Regions from separate parts of the Homo sapiens genome. Here region 1 is linked to region 2. Evidence: chromatin loops called from intact Hi-C (ENCODE). Cell type or tissue: CD14-positive monocyte. All regions are shown on one strand. Each heading gives the region's core, and the rest is flanking DNA. Links, peaks and the distances in the headings are about the cores only.

Region 1 (9,684 bases), core at 1,685-6,684, 51 kb before region 2:
AGATGTCCGTCTTCTTTACTCACAACACCCATCAAATCTACAAGTTTTCAAAGAGAATCTGAGCAAAACAAATCATGTGCAGATATTAGCTCACCTTTGGCTTATCCCAAAGGGCAGAATACACTTTGAAGTAGGTGCAGATATGAAATGTATTATACTGCATATATGCACTATTATTTGGCACGTTGGTAAAGTGGTAAAAAAAAAAAAAAAAAAAAAAAAAAAAAAAAAAAAAAACGTTTTAGGCCGGGCGCAGTGGCTCATGCCTGTAATCCCAGCACTCTGGGAGGCCGAGGTGGGTGGATCACCTGAGGTCAGGAGTTCAAGACCAGCCAAAGTTCAAGACCATGGCCAAACCCCGTCTCTACTAAAAATACAAAAATTAGCCGGGCATGGTGGCACACACTTGTAATCCCAGCTACTCGGGAGGCTGAGGCAGGAGAATTGCTCCAACCCAGGAAGCAGAGGTTGCAGTGAGCCAAGATCATGCCACTACACTCCAGCCTGGGTGACAGAGTTAGACTCCGTCTCAAAAAAAAAATTTTTTAATAGAAGAAAATACTAGAATCTTGCACTATCTCAGGAACAGCAGAGGTTACTGGAATGAGAAAACTTACAGACTCAAAAGATTACCAGATCAGGATAAATAGCTAATGCATGCAGAGCTTAATACCTAGGTGATAAGTTGATAGGTTCAGCACACCACCATGGCACACACGTTTACCTATGTAACAAACCTGCACGTCCTGCACATGTATCCTGGAACTTCAAATTAAATTAAAAATTTTTTAAAAGATTCCCCAAAAAGAAGAAAGAGGAGGATTTATCTGAATGAAAATAATAGATTTATGGTATAAAACCCTGTGCTCCAAATATTGATATGGTACTGACTTACTGTATAATTCTTTTTTTTTTTTTTTTTTTTGAGACGGAGTCTCACTCTGTCACCCAGGCTGGAGTCCAGTGGTGCAACTTCTGGACTAGGCTCACTGCAACTTCTGCCTCCTGGGTTCAAACAATTCTGCCTCAGCCTCCTAAGTAGCTGGGATTACAGGCCTGTGCCACCACACCTGGCTAATTTTTGAATTTTTAGTAGAGACGGGGTTTTACTATGTTGGCCAGGCTGGTCTCAAACTCCTGACCTCGTGATCTGCCTGCCTTGGCCTCCCAATATGCTGGAATTACAGGCGTGAGCCACCACGCCCAGCCCTGTATGATTCTTGTAAGGGTCTTCTGAAAGTAAGACTTGCATTACCAGATTACTGATTATCTTTGGAAAGAGTGAGTTGACCTGTCATAGCCTCAGTTTTAGCCCATTTAAAATGGGAGCCTTCTATCATTACATGATCTCTAAAATATCTTCCAGTTCTAAAGTTCTCTCCTGCCAGGGGCATCCTTCAAATGACTGGCACACATTTCCAAACTGCTCCCTGATTTGGCTTAGGTAGCCTTAGTTTTGGTCTGACATAATTTAGATGTATCCTGTGACACTGAATAAGGGAAAACTGGCAGAGGAAAGAATCTGCAAAAATACCTTCTGAGTATTTCTTTATCATACCACTAGGAGAGTTGCCTGGAATTAACATCCAATAAAACGTAAATATACTGGTCCTAAATGTGAGGGAGGTGTCAGGTTAATAATATACAATATGATTCCAGGTTAGACTTTAAATCAAATGATGTCTGTCATATAAAATTATTCAGCATATCAAAAACATTGGGAATTTCAGAATCAAAGAGAGTTTATATTCAAATAGATATTTATAATTATCATCTCTTCTGACCAAAATCTAATAACCTTTTGTTTATGAAGCAAGATTATTAAAATTTTTGTTCTATCCAACTTTTCAAAGAATTGAAATTATACTGTAACATGTACAGAATAGAACAGAACATGAGTGGGCATATGCTCTTTAAATATTCATTTGAATAAAGACACATGCACATGTTTGTTTATTGCAGCACTATTTACCGTAGCGAAGACTTGGAACCAACCCAAATGCCCATCAACGAGAGACTGGATAAAGAAAATGTGGCACATATACACCATGGAATACTATGCAACCATAAAAAAGAATTAGTTCATGTCCTTTGCAGGGACATGGATGAAGCTGGAAACCATAATTCTTAGCAAACTAACACAGGAACAGAAAGCAAACACCACATGTTCTCACTCACAAGTGGGAGTTGAACAATGAGAACACATGGACGCAGGGAGGGGAACATCACACATCAGGGCCTGTCGGGGGGTGGGGGGCAAGGGGAAGGAAAGCATTAGGACAAACATCTAATGCATGTGGGGCTTAAAACTTAGATGACAGGTTGATAGGTGCAGCAAACCACCATGGGGGTTGATAGGTACAGCAAACCACCATGGCACATGTATACCTGTGTAACAAACCTGCACTTTCTGCACATGTATCCCAGAACTTAAAGTAAAATTAAAAAAAAAGAGGGAAATGTGTGTGTGTGTGTATGTATATGTATATATATTCATTTGAGGCCTGATGCCATGGCTCACACCTATAATCCCAGCACTTTGGGAGGCCGAGATCGGAGGATTACTTGAAAGCAGGAGTTTGAGATCAGCCTAGTCAACATAGTAAAACCCCCCATCTCTATGAAAAAATAAAAAAAAAAGAATAAATATATTCTAAGTGTATTTTGGCATGCTACACAATCACACTTAACAAAGCTAACAATTCAACCTGACCCTTATCAGTGCTCCTTAGATTTTAATTCTATTTCTTGCTTCATTAAAGACTAGCCAATGTACAATTTTAAGTGCTTCTCAAGGACAGATTAATTTGAATAATAGAATAGAATGGCACACACTTGTAATCCCAGCACTTTAGGAGGCAGAGGCGGGCGGATCTCTTGAGGTCAGGAGTTGGAGACCAGCCTGGCCAACATGGTAAAACCCCATCTCTACTAAAAGTACAAAAGTAGCCAGGCGTGGTGGCACGCCCTGTAATCCCAACTATTCAGGAATTTGAGGCACAAGAATCTCTTGAACCCGGGAGGCAGAGGTTGCAGTGAGCCAAGGTCACGCCAATGCACTCCAGCCTGGGTGACAGAGTAAGACCCTGTCTCAAAAAAAAAAAAAAAAGAAAGAAAAGAAAAAAAGAATGGAGGGCCCAGGCACAGTGGCTCATGCCTGTAATCCCAGCACTTTGGGAGGCTGAGGCAGGCAGATCACCTGAGGTCAGGAGTTTGAGACCAGCCTAGCCAACATGGCAAAACCCCATATCTGCTGAAAATACAAAAATTAGCCCTGCGTGGTGGTGGGTGCCTGTAATCCCAGCTACTCGGGAGGCTGATTCGGGAGAATCACTTGATCCTGGGAGACGGAGGAAGAAGTGAGCCAAGATTGCGCCACTGCACTCCAGCCTGGGCGACAGAGCGAGACTCAGGCTCCAAAAAAAAAAAAACAAAACAAAAAAAGAAAGGAATGGAGACATGAAAGACTGATGAAGCTTGATGTCTTTCAGTGCATTTATTTATTGCTAAAACCCACAAAGCATCAAAACACAGAGCCTGCCGGGCGCAGTGGCTCACACCTGTAATCCCAGCACTTTGGGAGGCCAAGGCGGGCGGATCACCTGAGGTCGGGAGTTCAAGACCAGCCTGACCAACATGGAGAAACGCCGTCTCTACTAAAAATACAAAAAAATCAGCCAGGTGTGGTGGTGCATGCCTGTAATCCCAGCTACTCAGGACGCTGAGGCAGGAGAATCGCTTGAACCCAGGAGGCAGAGGTTGTGGTGAGCCAAGATTGTGTCATTGCACTCCAGCCCGGGCAACAAGAGTGAAACTCCGTCTCAAACAAACAAACAAAAACAACAACAAAAAAACAAACACAGAGCTTATTATTTAATGTTTAAAATGGAAGAAGGAATGTTTTATTGACCACAAACCTAACCCAGTACCCTCCCCTTCAAGCTCGTTACTCTTTTGAATATGAGGTTTATGCAATAGGATGGCTAGATTTTGGGTTATAATCATTTATCTACTCAACAAGAATTCATTGAGTGTCTACTATGGGCCTCTGAGAGTTAAAAAAAAAAAAAAAAGGCCCTAGTGTTTACCATCTGAATCCTATAGGTCATTGGGAAATACAAGTAATCAAATAAAAGCAAAGTTAGAAAATGTGTAAATGTCATGAAAGAAAGGGCCTTGTTGTATATGAAGTCTTTTTTATTTTTTCAAGCAGAGTCTCACTCACTCTGTCACCCAGGCTGGAGTGCAGTGGCACGATCTCGGCTCACTGCAACCTCCACCTCCAGGTTCAAGTGATTCTCCTGCCTCAGCCTCCCGAGTAGCTGGGATTACAGGTATGCATGACCACACCTGGTTAATTTTTGTATTTTTTAGTAGAGACGGAGTTTCACCATGTTGCCCAGGCTGGTCTTGAACTCCTGACCTCAAGTGATCTGCCTGCCTCAGCCTCCCAAAGTGTTGGGATTACAGGTGTTAGCCACTGCACCTGGCCTGTATATGAGTATATATTAAAGGGATCTTACCTATTTTGGTGGTCAGAGAACTGGATCTTGTCTATTCAGAAGTGAGTAGCATGTATATACTCCTTGTATTGTATTTAAATTCTGGTTACATTTATAAACAGCATAATTTGATAAAACAACTTTCCTAATCATCATGCCAACTCCCTTTTGGTGTTTGGAAGCACCACAACATAAAAATTGATTTTTGTTTTCAAAAAGCCAGTCTTTCAAAACTTTTTAGAAAGTACTACTTTGTGTATAATTTTGAGGATCTTAGTCCATAGGACAAAAATTATGAAAGATTCACTGGCCAGGTACAGTGGCTCACGCATCCCAGCATTTTAGGAGGCCAAGGCAGGAGGATCTTATAAACAGCCTGGGCGACATAGGGCAACCCTATCTCCACAAGAACAAAAAATTGCTGGGCATGCACCTGTAGTCCCAGCTACTTGAGAAGCCAAGGCAGAAGGAGTGCCTGAGTTCAGAAGTTCCAGGTGGCCGTGAGCCGCGATCCAGTCACTGCACTACAGCCTGGATGACAGGGTGAGAACCTGTCTCAAAATAAAAAGTTTCTTGCATGGGCCTTGTACTTGCTCAATAAATGCTGAATTGAATTTCTTGGTACATCAAGTTTACCATTGCCCGCAATTAACTGTTTTTCCCACTAAATTCAAACCACATAGCAGTAAGCTGCCATGGGGAGAAGGAGGGAAGGTCCTTTTCAAGCCTATTCAAAACAGCTTATCCCAAATTGATAGGACATTACCAAGGTTGGAAAGTCTAAAATTAACTCCGCCAGCTGTGTTTTGGTTTGCTTCAGATAGCACATGGGCTCAGGGGGCTCAATTTGCTAGGCTTGTTTGTTGCTCCAATCTGCTGTGCTCTGAAAAAGTTTGTTTGCCTGGAGTGCACGTTGTGCACAAGACATGGTAACTAGGCAGCTTGAAAGTATATTGGAACTAAACAAATAAGTCTCTCCTTGAATCTCAGAAAAGCCTAGCAACAATGTAGGGGGATGGAGGAGTTATTGCTGAGTAGGTCATATGAATGGTTTAACATTTAACCTTGCTGAAGTTTCCCAGAGAGCAGGCTGCTGATGTGCTGACAGAGATGAAAAGATGACGATGTAGTTTCAAAGAGTCTGTGTTTTTAGCCCACCCATCTCCACGAGGTCCTTTAGCATGAAGGACCATATATAGACATAGAGAGTATCCCAACTGGGTGCAACTTAAAAATATCCTAAGTATCAGCAGCTGTTACTTTCACCCACACAAATTCACAGTTGGCTTAATTAAATAGTGCCTGTTCTCAAGAGCCGCAGTACCCTAGGTACTTATGCTGCTTCCCTCTACTTCATTTCCTTCCTCAAAATAACAAAAAGCAGAATGGATGAATGAAAGGAATCAATTATTAGCAGTTCAGGGTTTGCTTCTATGTAAATAATAGAATGTAGAAGTCAGATCTTTGAATAGGGTTTTGACTCCCTGCCACTGGAATCCAAGGACAACCACTGGAATCCAAGGACCCTATGCAGTCCCTACTCTTGGACATTTGTTCTCTTGTGCCCATGGCCATTACCACGCCCTCTTCTTGGCATCTCTCTCATGTTTTCCAGAGTTGTCATAGTCACAACCATAGCAACCTGAGCAGGCCACAATCCTCTTATAGCTGGAGACATGAGATACTACGTTATACAACATAATTCCCCTGTCCTACACCAACAGGAGTTTGGTTCCCAATAGTCAAACCATTTATTTTTCCTCAGGATAAGTATTCCAGCCTTTCCCAAATGTTACTATTTTTGAGGTTTCTATGGCATCAAAGTAACCAGAAAGCATCCACTGAGTGGAAAACCAAGGTAATCAATCCCACCTTGAAATTTGACCAAGTATTTCTAAATCCCTTATTTATGGGCTGTACTCTGTGTTTCCACAAGAATAATTCCATTTGAATACAGAATAAAGAGATTTAGCAAAAGAAAATCTTAGTAGGCAAGAAGATTTCCTATCCAAAATAGTGCTTTTAAAGAAAATGATCTTGTAATGCACTCCTTAACAGGGAGCTGTCTGAGACCTTTCTGGAACCCTGCAGGGTGAAGGACCACTTGCAAGATTCAGTCAGTTGTCAGTGATGTTTCTTAAACATCTGCCATAAACCAGTCACCACACTAAGAGTAAGGATACAAAAGAAATACGCAATATCACAACCTCAAAGAACTCATTTCTTGTTTGTTTTTGGTTTTTTTTTTTGAGACAGAGTTTCACCATGTTGCCCAGGCTGGAGTGCAATGGCACAGTCTCAGCTCACTGCAACCTCCACCTCCTGGGTTCAAGCAGTTCTCCTGCCTCAGTCTCCCAAGTAGTTGGGATTACAGGCATGCGCCACCACGCCCGGCTAATTTTTGGTATTTTTAGTAGAGACAGGGTTTCACCATCTTGGCGAGGCTGGTTTTGAACTCCTGGTCTCATAATCCACCTGCCTCGGCCACTGCGCCCAGCCAACAAAGAACTCACTTCTAATGGCAGAGGCTGACATGTAAACAAATCATTACAGGACAAAATGATTCCTTTTATAACAGGATTATACACAAAAGGCTACAGGAGGCCAGACACAGTGGCTCACGCCTGTAATCCCAACACTTTGGGAGACTGAGGCAGGTAGATTACCTGAGGTCAGGAGTTCAAGACCGGCCTGGCCAACATGGTGAAACCCCGTCTCTACTAAAAATACAAAAATTAGCTAGGTGTGGTAGTGGGCGCCTGTAATTCCAGCTACTTGGGAGGCTGAGGCAGTAGATTCACTTGAACCCGGGAGGCGGAGGTTGCAGTGAACCGAGAGCACACCATTGCACGCCAGCCTGGGCAACAAGAGCAAAATTCCGTCTCAAAAAAAAGGCTACAGGAGCCCAGCTGATTTTTATTTTTTAAAAAAGGATTGATTTGAGGAGGAAGATAAGGATCAAGGAGTGTTTTACCAAAACAAGGGGAGTTTTAAAGGATTATTATACCTTCTCCAGGTTTAGAAGAGGCGATGGAGGAGTAAAAAGACGGAGAAAAGGCGTTGCAGAAAGAGGACGCAGCATGTATAAAGCCTAAAATGTGTAAAGGCATTAAAAAAAAGTGTAGACGAAATGCTGACTACTGCAATAGTTGGCACATTAATATAGACTCTCATTTGCTCGTTCATTCAACAAATATTTATTAAGCACGAACTGTACACCACTTGTGTAAGTATACACTGGGGACATAATAGGGTACAAAATCAAGTTCCTCCCCTAAGAAGTTTACATTCTAGTGGGGAAGGGATATTCTAAATATGTCAGTGTATAAACTCCCTAGTTGTATTTGCATTTTAATTATCCCTAACTATGACATGAAAATCTCAAGCCTTCTTTTTTCTTTTCTTTTTTTTTTTTTTTTTTTTTTGAGACAGCGTCTCGCTCTGTGCCCAAGCTGGAGTGCAGTGGCGCGGTCTCGGCTCACTGCAAGCTCCGCCTCCCGGGTTCACGCCATTCTCCTGCCTCAGCCTCCCGAGTAGCTGGGACTACAGGCGCACACCACCACGCCCGCCTAATTTTTTGTATTTTTTTTTTTTTTAGTAGAGACAGGGTTTCACCGTGTTAGCCAGGATGGTCTCGATATCCTGACCTCGTGATCCACCCGCCTCGGCCTCCCAAAGTGCTGGGATTACAGGCGTGACCCACCGTGCACGGCCCAAGCCTTCTTGAGGAGTATTTTTTAAAAGATCAAGGTATCAGGAATCAAGTAGGGGACAAATTCTGGAATCACAGCATAAAGACAAAAGCTCTCTGATTACTAAGCAGACAATAGTTCCAATGCTCATTTGAACTGTGTGCTTCAGTTGATAACACAGAATCACAAATTCAGTCCTGTAGGAGGTACTATGAATAATTAAAGTACAGCCTTTAGCTGTAAACTCAATGACCGCATAGCCAAATGACGCATCTAAAATTAGAGCAGGTGTGTATGTGTAAAGAAATCAAGATCGACCCACAATGGCATTTCTTTTTTCTTTTTTTATTATTGTTATTTTTTTTTTTTGAGACGGAGTATTACTGTGTTGCCCAGGCTGGAGTCAGTGGCGCTACCTCTGCTCACTGCAACCTCCTCCTCCCGGGTTCAAGCAATTCTCCTGCCTCAGCCTCCCAAGTACCTGGGACTACAGGCACACACCACCATGACTGGCTAATTTTTTTTTTTTTTTTTTTTTGAGACCAAGTCTCGCTCTGTCACCCAGGCTGGAGTGCAGTGGCGTGATCTCGGCTCACTACAAGCTCCGCCTCCCGGGTTTGAGCGATTCTCCTGCCTCGGCCTCCCGAGTAGCTGGGACTACAGGCGCCCGCCACCACGCCCAGCTAATTTTTTGTATTTTCAGTAGAGACGGGGTTTCACCATATTGGCCAGGCTGGTCTCGAACTCCTGACTTCCTGATCCGCCCGCCATGGCCTCCCAAAGTGCTGGGATTACAGGGATGAGCCACTGCGCCCGGCCCACAACGCTGTTTCTAAGAACGAATCCTCCCACTTCTCCCCTGCGTCCTTCCTCCTTCTGGCAACCTCCAGGGACTTGCATCATCTATCAGAGTCACTGTCACAGGACCATCATGCTAGTAATTTCCATAAATCATCTCTGGATAATCAACAACCCTTACCGGGCCACACAACATGGCTCAAAAGGCCAGTTCCTCACAGGAGACCCATGTGGTTACTCTGGATAGGACTGAAAGCAGCACTTTGTTCCCTGTGATACCCTAGGGCCAGCCTTGGCTGCCTTTCCTGCCAGTGCTCATAAAGAGCTTGCATAATCATGGACGCATATGAGCATCTAAGCCAATGCCTAAAGGAGACCACAGAATCTTCAGGAAATGAGGGGAACCAATATTTATTTTCTGTCCTGTATGTAATTTTCTGCCAGTTTTCTTGCAAGACTGTACATCTCATTCACTTCTCACCACGCTATGAGGCAGATGGTTATTGGCCTAGTCCTATGGATGAGGAAATTAAATCACATCTTGCACAAGACCAGTAGTAAGCAGTGAATCTAGAATTTGAACCCAGTTCTAACTCATGTAGGATCAAATCATCCAGCTGGGCACACTTGCTCAAACCTGTAATTCCAGCACTTTGGGACGCCGAGGCAGGAGGATTACTTGAGACAAGGTG
Region 2 (9,684 bases), core at 1,947-6,946:
TAAACTTTGCTTTGCTGGAACTTTTGATAGGAAATCAAATCCAACAGATTGGATTATTAACAACCTCTTGAGGCTATGAAGCCAAACCAAAGCATACCTCAGACTTTGTCTACAGTACCTGTAGATTAATTCTATGCACTTGTCAAATATGGTATCCCAGTGAAAAAATATAACTGATATTTCCAATTTTATTCTGAGAAAACTGAGCAGATTCTTATTGAACTAAACTATGAAAATAACTATATTGCCACGAAAATAAAAATTTTCATGAATATTTCTAAATTCTGGAGGGATCAGGTAGGTACTGAAAGTAAACGTTTCAATTTTTGTTCACACAAGTATACTTTGCCAAATTGCTGTAAGTTACAGATACCTTAAAAGAAAGAGTTGTCTTAAATCTGAAAAACAAAATATTAAAAAACCTGCAATATGGCCGGGCGCAGTGGCTCACGTCTGTAATCACAGCATTTTGGGAGGCCGAGGCGGGCGGATCACGAGGTCAAGAGATCGAGACCATCCTGGCCAATATGGTGAAACCCCATCTCTACTAAAATACAAAAAAATTAGTTGGGCATGTGGCGTGTGCCTGTAGTCCCAGCTACTCGGGAGGCTGAGGCAGGAGAATCACTTGAACCTGGGAGGCAGAGGTTGCAGTGAGCCGAGTTCGCGCCACTGTACTCCATCCAGCCTGGCAACAGAGCGAGACTCCGTCTCAAAAGCAAGCAAACAAACAAAAAACGTGCAATATTTCGAATAAAAATGCTGTAAAAACCCATAATTCTTCTTCATCAGTTTATTTAATCCCATGTAATTAATTTTTGTTCTGCTTGATCTTGGTTAGCAGCTCACGAACCCAGCAGTTTCTTCATTAGATTTCTGGAAATTTCTACCTAGTCCAGTGGTATGATCTTAAAGTTATCAGAAACCTACATTTATTTGTCAGAGTCCTCTCTATCCTTCTGTTAAAAGAAAAAGTCAGCAGAATTAAGTTTAAAGGAGTTTAGTTAAGCAATGAATGATTCGCGAATCAGACAGCCCCCAGAATCACAGCAGATTCAGAGAAACTCCAATGGTGTCTCGTGGTCAGAACAAATTTATAGATAAAAAAAGGGAAGTGACGTACAGAAATTGGAAGTGAGGCTCAGAAACAGCTGAATTAGTTACAGGTTGGCATTTGCCTTATTTGAACACCGTTTGAACACCCAGCAGTGTATGAATGGTTGAAGTATGGCTGTGCTGGGATTGGCTAAGACTCAGCTATTGTTATAGGCACTATTGTTATAACCTCTAAGTTAGGTTTTCAATTTTCCCTACCTATTAAGTTAGGTTGCAGTTCATCCAAGGACTCAAATATGGAAGTACAGAGTCCTTCTCATTTAGTTTGCTTTAATACTTCCCGTGAATCTTCGGAGTTTCCCTCTGTTGCCCAGGCTGGAGTGCAGTGGCACGATCTCAGCTCACTAAAGCCTCCATCTCCCGGGTTCAAGCAATTTTCCTGCCTTAGCTTCTCGAGTAGCTGGGATTATGGGTGCACACCACCATGTCTGGCTAATTTTTGTATTTTTAGTAGAGACAGGGTTTTGCCATATTGGCCAGGCTGGTCTTGAACTCGTGACCTCAGGTGATCTACCTGCCTCGGCCTCCCGAAGTGTTGAGATTACAGGCATGAGCCACTGCCCCAGGCCACACTTCCATAAATCTTCTTGAAGACACAACACTTTAGGATTACAGTTGTTTGCAAAAAGCTCTCAGAAGGGCTGGGCAGGTGGCTCACGCCTGCAATCCCAGCACTTTGGGAGGCCAAGGCAGGCAGACCGCTTGAGCCCAGGAGTTCGAGACCAGCCTGGGCAACATGGTGAAACCTCATCTCTACAAAAAAAAGAAAAAAAATAAAATTAGACGGGTGTAGTGGTGCACACCTGTAGTCCTAGCTACTCAGAGGATCCCTTGAGTCAGGGAGGTGGAGGTTGCAGTGAGCCAAGATCATGATACTGCACTCCAGCCTGGGCAACAGAGTGAGACTCTGCCTCAAAAAAGAAAAAGAAAAAAAAAAGGTTTCAGAAGAGCATAAGAATAAAAGAATTAACTATGGACTTAAAATGGCTATGGTTGAAAGTCTGATACGAGGTCAGGCATGGAGGTTCATGCCTATAACCCCAGCATTTTTGGAGGCCAAGGTGGGAGGATCACTTGAGGCCAGAGGTTCAAGACCAGCCTGGGCAACGTAACAAGATTTTGTGTCTACAAAAAATTTTTTAAAAAAATTAGCCAGGTGTGGTGGTGTGTGCTTGTAGTCCTAGCTACTTGGGAGGCTGACGCAAGAGGATCTCTTAAGCTTAGGAATTTGAGGCTGCAGTGAGCTATGATTGTACTACTGCACTCCAACCTGGGTGACAAAACAAGAACTTGGTTCTAAAAAAAATTAAAAATTAAAAAAATCTGGTGCTTGCAATTAGAATGATAGAGATGATTAGCATGGTCCCCTCCACAAGGATGACATGCAAATTGGTGAAGCATTCCGTATTAAAAAAAAAAAATCAGGCTGGGCGTGGTGGCTCATGCCTGTAACTCCAATACTTTGGGAGGCTGAGGCAGGTGGATCACTTGAGGTCAGGAGTTTGAGACCAGCCCAACCAACATGGTGAAATCCTGTCTCTACTAATACAAAACTTAGCTGGACGTGGTGGCGTGCACCTGTAATCCAAGCTGCTTACTCAGGAGGCTGGGGCAGGAGAATCACTTGAACCCAGGAGGCGGAGGTTGCAGTGAGCTGAGTTCTTTAGCCTGGGCAACAGAGGGAGACTCTGTCTCAAAAACAAACAAAGAAACAAACAAACAAAAAAACTAGATGAATGCCAGAATGCCATATTCTGGAAAATAATTTAGTCAGACTGGTGGCTTTTCAATTTTGCTTCTGTTTCTTAACTGGATTACTGAGTTTAGGGTGGAGTCCATTAACAAATAGGTCAGACACATCATTTTCTATGTCTGGACTCTAGCACTGATAACTCTGAAAAAAGAAGCAAAACTGCTTGACCTGAGGGACTAAGTTTTATAAAAACCACTTTTCCCACTTTCTTTTTGTCTTTGGGGTGTGATAGTAACTAAGCAAAAAGGTTGGCAGTTTCCATTTTTCTTATCGATTGGTTACTTAAGCTTTTCATTTGCCTTTTGTAATAAGTCTTTTAAAAGAGGCAAGAAAAAATTTTGAAATCTTTTTAGAAGTTTCTGCATATCCATAGGCATCCCTGGGTGGGTCTAATTCAGGAACTCTCTCTCTCTCTCTCTTTTGGAGACAAGGTCTTGCTCTGTAGCCCAGTCTAGAGTACAGTGGTGTGCGATCAGAACTCACTGCAGCCTCAAACTCCTGGACTCAAGAGATCCTCCCATCACAGCTTCCCAAGTAGCTAGTAACTACAGGGATATGTTACCATGCCCAGCTAATTTTTCAAAGTTGTTGTAGAAATGTGGTCTATGTTGCTCAGGTTGGTCTTGAACTCCTGGGCCCAGCTAATTATCCCTCCTTGGCCTTGCAAAGTGCTAAGATTACAGGTCAGAGCCACTATGCCCAGCAGGAACCCTCTTTTTTTTTTTTTTTTTTTTTGAGACAGAGTCTCACTCTGTCACCCAGGCTGGAGTGCAGGGGCACGATCTCGACCCACTGCAAGCTCTACCTCCCGGGTTCACGCCATTCTCCTGCCTCAGCCTCCCGAGTAGCTGAGACCACAGGCACCTGCCACCACACCCGGCTAATTTTTTTGTATTTTTTTAGTAGAGATGGGGTTTCACCGTGTTAGCCAGGATGTTCTCCATTTCCTGACCTCGTGATCCACCTGCCTCAGCCTCCCAAAGTGCTGGGATTATAGGCGTGAGGCACTGCGCCCGGCCAGGAACCCTCATTTTTAAATGCACTTCCTTTTTTTTTTTATTTGAGACAGGCTCTCCTTCTGTAGCCCAGGCTGGAGTGCAGTGGCGTAATCTCAGCTCACTGCAACCTCCGCCTCCTGAGTTCAAGCAATCCTCCCACCTCAGCTGGTAGCTGGGACTCCTGAGTAGCTGGGACTACAGGCACAAACCACCACACCTGGCTAATTTTTGAAATTTTTGTAGAACCAGGGTTTCACTGTGTTGCTGAGACTGGTCTCGAACTCCTGAGCTCAAGCAATCCACCCGCCTGAGCCTCCCAAAGTGCTAGGATTACAGGCATGAGCCACCCACCATACCTGGCCTAAATGCACTTCTTAAAGTTGAGTATCGGTCTGTCGTGGTGGCTCATGCCTGTAATCCCAGCACTTTGGGAGGCCGAGACGGGCGGATTGCTTGAGGTCAGGAGTTTGAGACCAGCTTGGCCAACATGGTGAAACCCCATCTCTACTAAAAATACAAAATTAGCCCGGCATGGTGGAGAGCACATATAATCCCAGCTATTTGGGAGGCTGAGGCGTGATAATTGCTTGAACCCGGGAGGCGGAGGTTGCAGTGAGTCCAGATCGTGCCACTGCCCTCCAGCCTGGGTGACAGAGTGAGACTCTGTCTCAAAAAAAAAAAAAAAAAAAAGTCGAGTATCACTCCTCTCATCTGGAATGGTCCATATAATGACCATTGTAATTTTAAATTATCTTTAGTAAGATTCCACTGGTTTCACCACCTTTATAAGTATTTTCAGCTACTGGGGCCTAATACAAGTAAAAGGCAGGTGTAGCTGGAAGGTGGAATATTCAGTTCTTTAGAAATTAAGGATCTGGCCGGGTGCGTTGGCTCACACCTGTAATCCCAGCACTTTGGGAGGCCGAGGTGGGCGGATCACCTGAGTCAGGAGTTCAAGACCAGCCTGGTCAACATGGTGAAATTTGGTCTCTACTAAAAATACAAAAATTAGCTGGGCATGGTGGTGCATGCCTGTAGTCCCAGCTACTCGGGAGGCTGAAGCAGCAGAATCGCTTGAACCCGGGAGGTGGAGGTTGCAGTGAGCCCAGGCAACAGAGCAAGACTCCCATCTCAAAAAAAAAAAAAAAAAAAAATTAAAGATCTCATTTTTACATTGACTCTTGGGTCTCTCAAAGTCAAGACAAAAGCCTAAGAGGGGGCCAGGCGTGGTGGCTCACACCTGTAATCCCAGCACTTTGGGAGGCCAAGGCAGATTGATTGTCTGAGCTCAGGAGTTCGAGAACACCCAGGACAACATGGTGAAACCCCGTATCTACTAAAAATACAAAAAAAAATTAGCCAGGCATGATGGCACCGCCTGTAGTCCCAGCTACTCAGGAGGCTGAGGCAAGAATCACTAGAATCCTGGAGGCGGAGGTTGCAGTGAGCCGAGATTGCACCACTGCACTCCAGCTTGGGCTACAGAGTGAGACTCCATCTCAAGGAAAAAAAAAAAAAAAACAGCCTAAGAGGGAAACATCATGGGGTTGGGTGGTATAATTCTTTCACAGTGTACCTCACTGCATAAACATTTTATTGAGGATGGCAAGTGCTACCTTGTTTCATGTCTAGTTTATTCTAACAGGTAGTCTCATTTTTTAGTGGCCAGCACTTTAATAGCTCTAAAGTACCTGAACTGTGCCCACTAGTTAAATGGTGGCTTTGGCTCTGAGATCCCCTTGACCAACTTACCCAGTGATTTTTTTCCTACCTAAGCATGCAAGAAAACCTAACAAAAAGGATAGAATTCAAATTCCAGCAGATTCCAAAAGCCAGAGTTCATGCCTCCTGCAGTAATAACCACTTAGAGCAACACTGTCTTAAAATGCAGCTCCTTGTTACCTGAGTCCATGAGTAAGGTAAACAACTAAAAAACAAACAAACCCCCCCCCCCCAAAAAAGAAAAAAAACTGCAGCTCTTAAACCAGACTTAATGGCACAGACCTGTAATCCTATAATCCCAGGCACTCAGAGCAAAGGCAGAAGGATCGCTTGAGCCCAGTAGTTTGAGGCAGTAATGTCCTGTGATTGTGCTTGTGAATAACCACTGCACTCCAGCCCGGAAAATAGCATCAGACCCCTGTCTCTTCTTTTTGTTTGTTTTTTCTTTTTGTTTTCTGCTTGTTTCTTTCTTTGTTTGTTTGAGACAAATGATTCCTATGCCTCAGCCTCCCGAGTAGCTGGGATTATAGGGGCGCACCACCACACTTGGCTAATTTTTGTATTTTTAGTAGACGGGGTTTTGCTATGTTGGCCAGGCTGATCTCAAGCAATCCACCTGCCTCTCAAAGTGCTGGGGTTACAGGCATGCGCCACCGCACCCAGCCAAGACAAAACTGCAGCTCTTGCCAATGACTTGTCAGCCACTGCAAACCACAAAAGGTCATGCACTGTCTCACAGCATAAACTAATCCTAAATTCAAAAGCCAAAAAAAAAAAAAGGAGTCCACCCGAGCGGAACTTACCTATAACCCTTGAGGCTCCATGAGGAAGACCGAGGACCTCAAAAGGCATCTGTGGCTCTGTGGCACCTCTCTGATATTCCTCCGGGAGTCTCAGAAGTCATCAGCAGTGTCCTTTAGGTCCCTTTGTCAGTTGCCAGAACTGTCAAAAGACAAAATTACAATGAATTTAGTTTACAAATCTTTTTTTTTTTTTTTTTTGAGACAGAGTCTCTCTCCGTCGCCCAGGCTAGCATGCAGTGGCGCGATCTCAGCTCACTGCAACCTCCACCTCCCAGGTTCAAGCGATTCTCTTGCCTCAGCCTCCCAAGTAGCTGGGATTACAGGTGTACACCACCATGCCCAGCTAATTTTTGTATTTTAGTAGAGATGGGGTTTCACCATATTGGCCAGGCTGGTCTTGAACTCCTGACCTCAAGTGATCTGCCCGCCTCGGCCTTCCAAAGTGTTGGGATTATAGGCGTGAGCCACCGCACACGCCTTTTAGAAATTTTTTTTTTTTTGTTTTTTGAGACAGAGTTTCGCTCTTGTTGCCCAGGCTGGAGTGCAATGGCACGATCTCGGCTCACTGCAACCTCTGCCTCCCGGGTTCAAGCAATTCTCCTGCCTCAGCCTCCTGAGTAGCTGGGATTACAGGCATGCGCACCATGCTCAGCTAATTTTGTATTTTTAGTAGAGAGGGGGTTCTCCATGTTGGTCAGGCTGGTCTCGAACTCCCGACTTCAGGTGATCCGCCCACCTCGGCTTCCCAAAGTGCTGGGATTACAGGCTTGAGCCACTGCGCCCGGCCTCAGCTTTTATAAATCTTAATTGGCTTTTATTTTCTATTCTAGAATCGGGCAACATCTCATTCTATAGAGTGAGTGTTTTGATGAGCTGAGCAAAGGAGGTTGGGTTTGTAGATAGAAAAGGGCCAAGGAAAGTAGAAACAGAGAATACAAAGCAGATTGGTTGTTTCAGGTATTTTCCCTATAAAGGTCAAAGCAAAGGGGCCTTCCTTATCCTGCCAGCTAACACCAGTCTGTTTGAGGATTTGGCCATTATCTGTCTCTCCTGATTACTCAGAAGGTCAAATAAACTTAGTTTCAGCTTGGTCTTGTGGAAGGTGAGTAACTGCATTTTGGTTTGGTCTTTTGGGCATAGTAGAAGAGCTCAGTCCAAACCAATGGCCTCTTATAATTTAATTTTATTTATTTATTTACTTTTGAGACAGGGTCTCACTCTGTCATGAGGATGGCAGGTGCTACTTTGGAGTGCTGGAGTGCAGTGGTGCGGTCTCAGCTCACTGAAGCCTCAACCTTGTGGGCTCCGGTTTTAGGGTCAGTTTGTGCTGTGAGAGAGCGTGTGACCTTTTGGGACTACAGGCAGGTGTCACCACGCCCAGCTAATTTTTTGTATTTTTAGTAGATACGGGATGTCGCCAGGTTGCCCAGGCTGCCTCTTATTATTTATACTCCTGATTATAAAGTACAGGATTTCTGTCTATTTAGGTTTCCAATCCATTCAGATTTTTATGTTATAGATGATGACTGCTGCTATTAAGAAAATGAGGGCAAGAGTAAATATAGGCAGAGTCTCCAATACATCAGCAACCTGTTATTTGTAGTGATGATCTGTTAGGAAGGGCTAACCCATTTTCCTTCTTGAAAGGGAGGCTTACGAAAAGAAAAATAGGTCAGGTGTGGTGGTTCATGCTTGTAATCCCAAGCACTTTGGGAGGCTGAGGCAGGAGGATTACTTGAACCCGGGAGGTCAAGGCTAGTGTGAGTCATATTCCCACCACTGCACCCCAGCTCGGGCAAAAGAGCAAAACCCTGTCTCTATATAAATAAGTAACTCTAGGATTCCCAAATCTTGCAGATGAAGAAACCCCCTTCTCTTTTTTGGCTGGGGTGGGGAAGACTAGCCTGTTCTTTGTTTTCCTTGGGAAGTTACAGGATTACTGATGAACAAAATTACTGTTCAGGGAAGAGACATCCAGTGGCTTCTATGTCCAGGCCCATTCCCAGGAACCACATTTCCAGAGGGGCCTCAACCCCTGAGGCCTCAACTGGCCCCTTTCCAGGTATCCAAGAACAAATCACGAACAAGCAGTGGGAAACAAAAACCAGCCTGACCTCAGCACCTGCTCTCACCCCAAAGGGAGGTGAGGGCTGCTGGCATTGGTGGGTCCTGGGCCTAGCCTCTAGCCAGAGGATGTGGGGACCTCTCTTGGGGGCCTGCCCTTCCCACACCCCCTCTCCCAGCCAGGCTGTCTTGGACATTTCTGGGACTCCTCTGAGGGATCATGGTTCTTGCTCTGGGGTTTTCTTTTGTCATTTTAACACTGAGGCATCCCAGCCTCCCTTCCTGGAAGATGGAGTATTTGCACTGTTGCCTTTTCTTTTGTCCCTGTTTTTGTATAAAAATGACAATACTCTCCGTCGGACTGTATTTTAGCCCAAAAAACAAAACTAAACCCCTTTTTCTTTGATACTCCAGGTTCATAGAGCCAAGCCTATCAATTTTTTTCTTGTTCTTTGTTTTTTGGTTGGGGAAAGGGTTTTCTAAGAAATACTGAATTTTCCTTACCTAAAAGTAGTCCAGGTTAAACAAGTCAAACTTTAAATGTAATACCCATTGCTTTAAAATATTCTAGCAAAGAAAATAAGGTCTGGAAGATGGTGGTAGGGGATAGATGAAACAAGACTGAAAAGTGTTGACAATTTATGAAGTTCTGGAAATTCATTCTGCTCTTCTGTTTGACATTTTCCACAGTAAGGAGTTTTTAAAAATACTAGCTTTCTCTTATTTTTTACTCTAACAACTTCCTTTTGCTTGTCTTTGACAAGTCCTGGCTCAGGAGGAGAAAAGCTGCACAACCAGTCTTTGTGTATGTGTGTGCAAATCTCTGTGTGTTCACTTGTGAATACAGTTTCATTAGGGGAGGGTTCACCTTTGTTATGTATTATCAGTACATAATAAATATATATGTTTTCTTTTATTTTTTTAGAGACAGGGTTTCACTCTGTCACCCAGGCTGGAGTTCAGTGGTGGCAATCATAGCTTACCACAGCCTCTACCTTCTGGGCTGAAGCAATCGGCCTCCCAAGTAGCTGGGACTACAGGCCCACGCCATCACACCCAGCTTTATTTATTTTTTGTATAGACGGGGTCTCCCTATGTTGCCCAGGCTGGTCTGGAACTCTTGGGCTCCAGTGATCCTCTCACTTCAGCCTCCCAAAGCGCTGGGATTATAGGCATGAGCCACCACGCCAGGCCTATATTTCATTTTAAAACAACGAAGTTCTCCTTC

Evidence for each region. Peaks named below come from ENCODE experiments on the same cell type or tissue, not always from the same donor. Only the 100,000 strongest peaks of a DNase experiment are listed, where the experiment ranks them.
Region 1: it touches region 2 in a loop (3.0-fold over the local background); 59 of 110 quality-filtered maps call a loop at or near these places.

The regions. Positions count from the first base shown.
Region 1 is chr4:70,891,996-70,901,679 of GRCh38, reverse strand. LOC124900711 (a long non-coding RNA gene) reads left to right here. Exons shown (of 2, transcript XR_007058132.1): 2 at 1,963-2,460. Among named protein-coding and RNA genes, the nearest start is that of MOB1B, 5.5 kb to the left of the region's middle. In CD14-positive monocyte, for the core only: no CTCF peak of the experiment used is centred there; no DNase peak of the experiment used is centred there.
Region 2 is chr4:70,840,980-70,850,663 of GRCh38, reverse strand. LOC124900710 (a long non-coding RNA gene) reads right to left here. Exons shown (of 3, transcript XR_007058131.1): 2 at 6,393-6,531; 3 at 2,771-2,804. LOC124900887 (U6 spliceosomal RNA) reads left to right here and starts at 2,427; the gene lies at 2,427-2,528. It also overlaps a transcript of GRSF1 not described here. In CD14-positive monocyte, for the core only: no CTCF peak of the experiment used is centred there; a DNase peak (open chromatin) is centred at 3,933.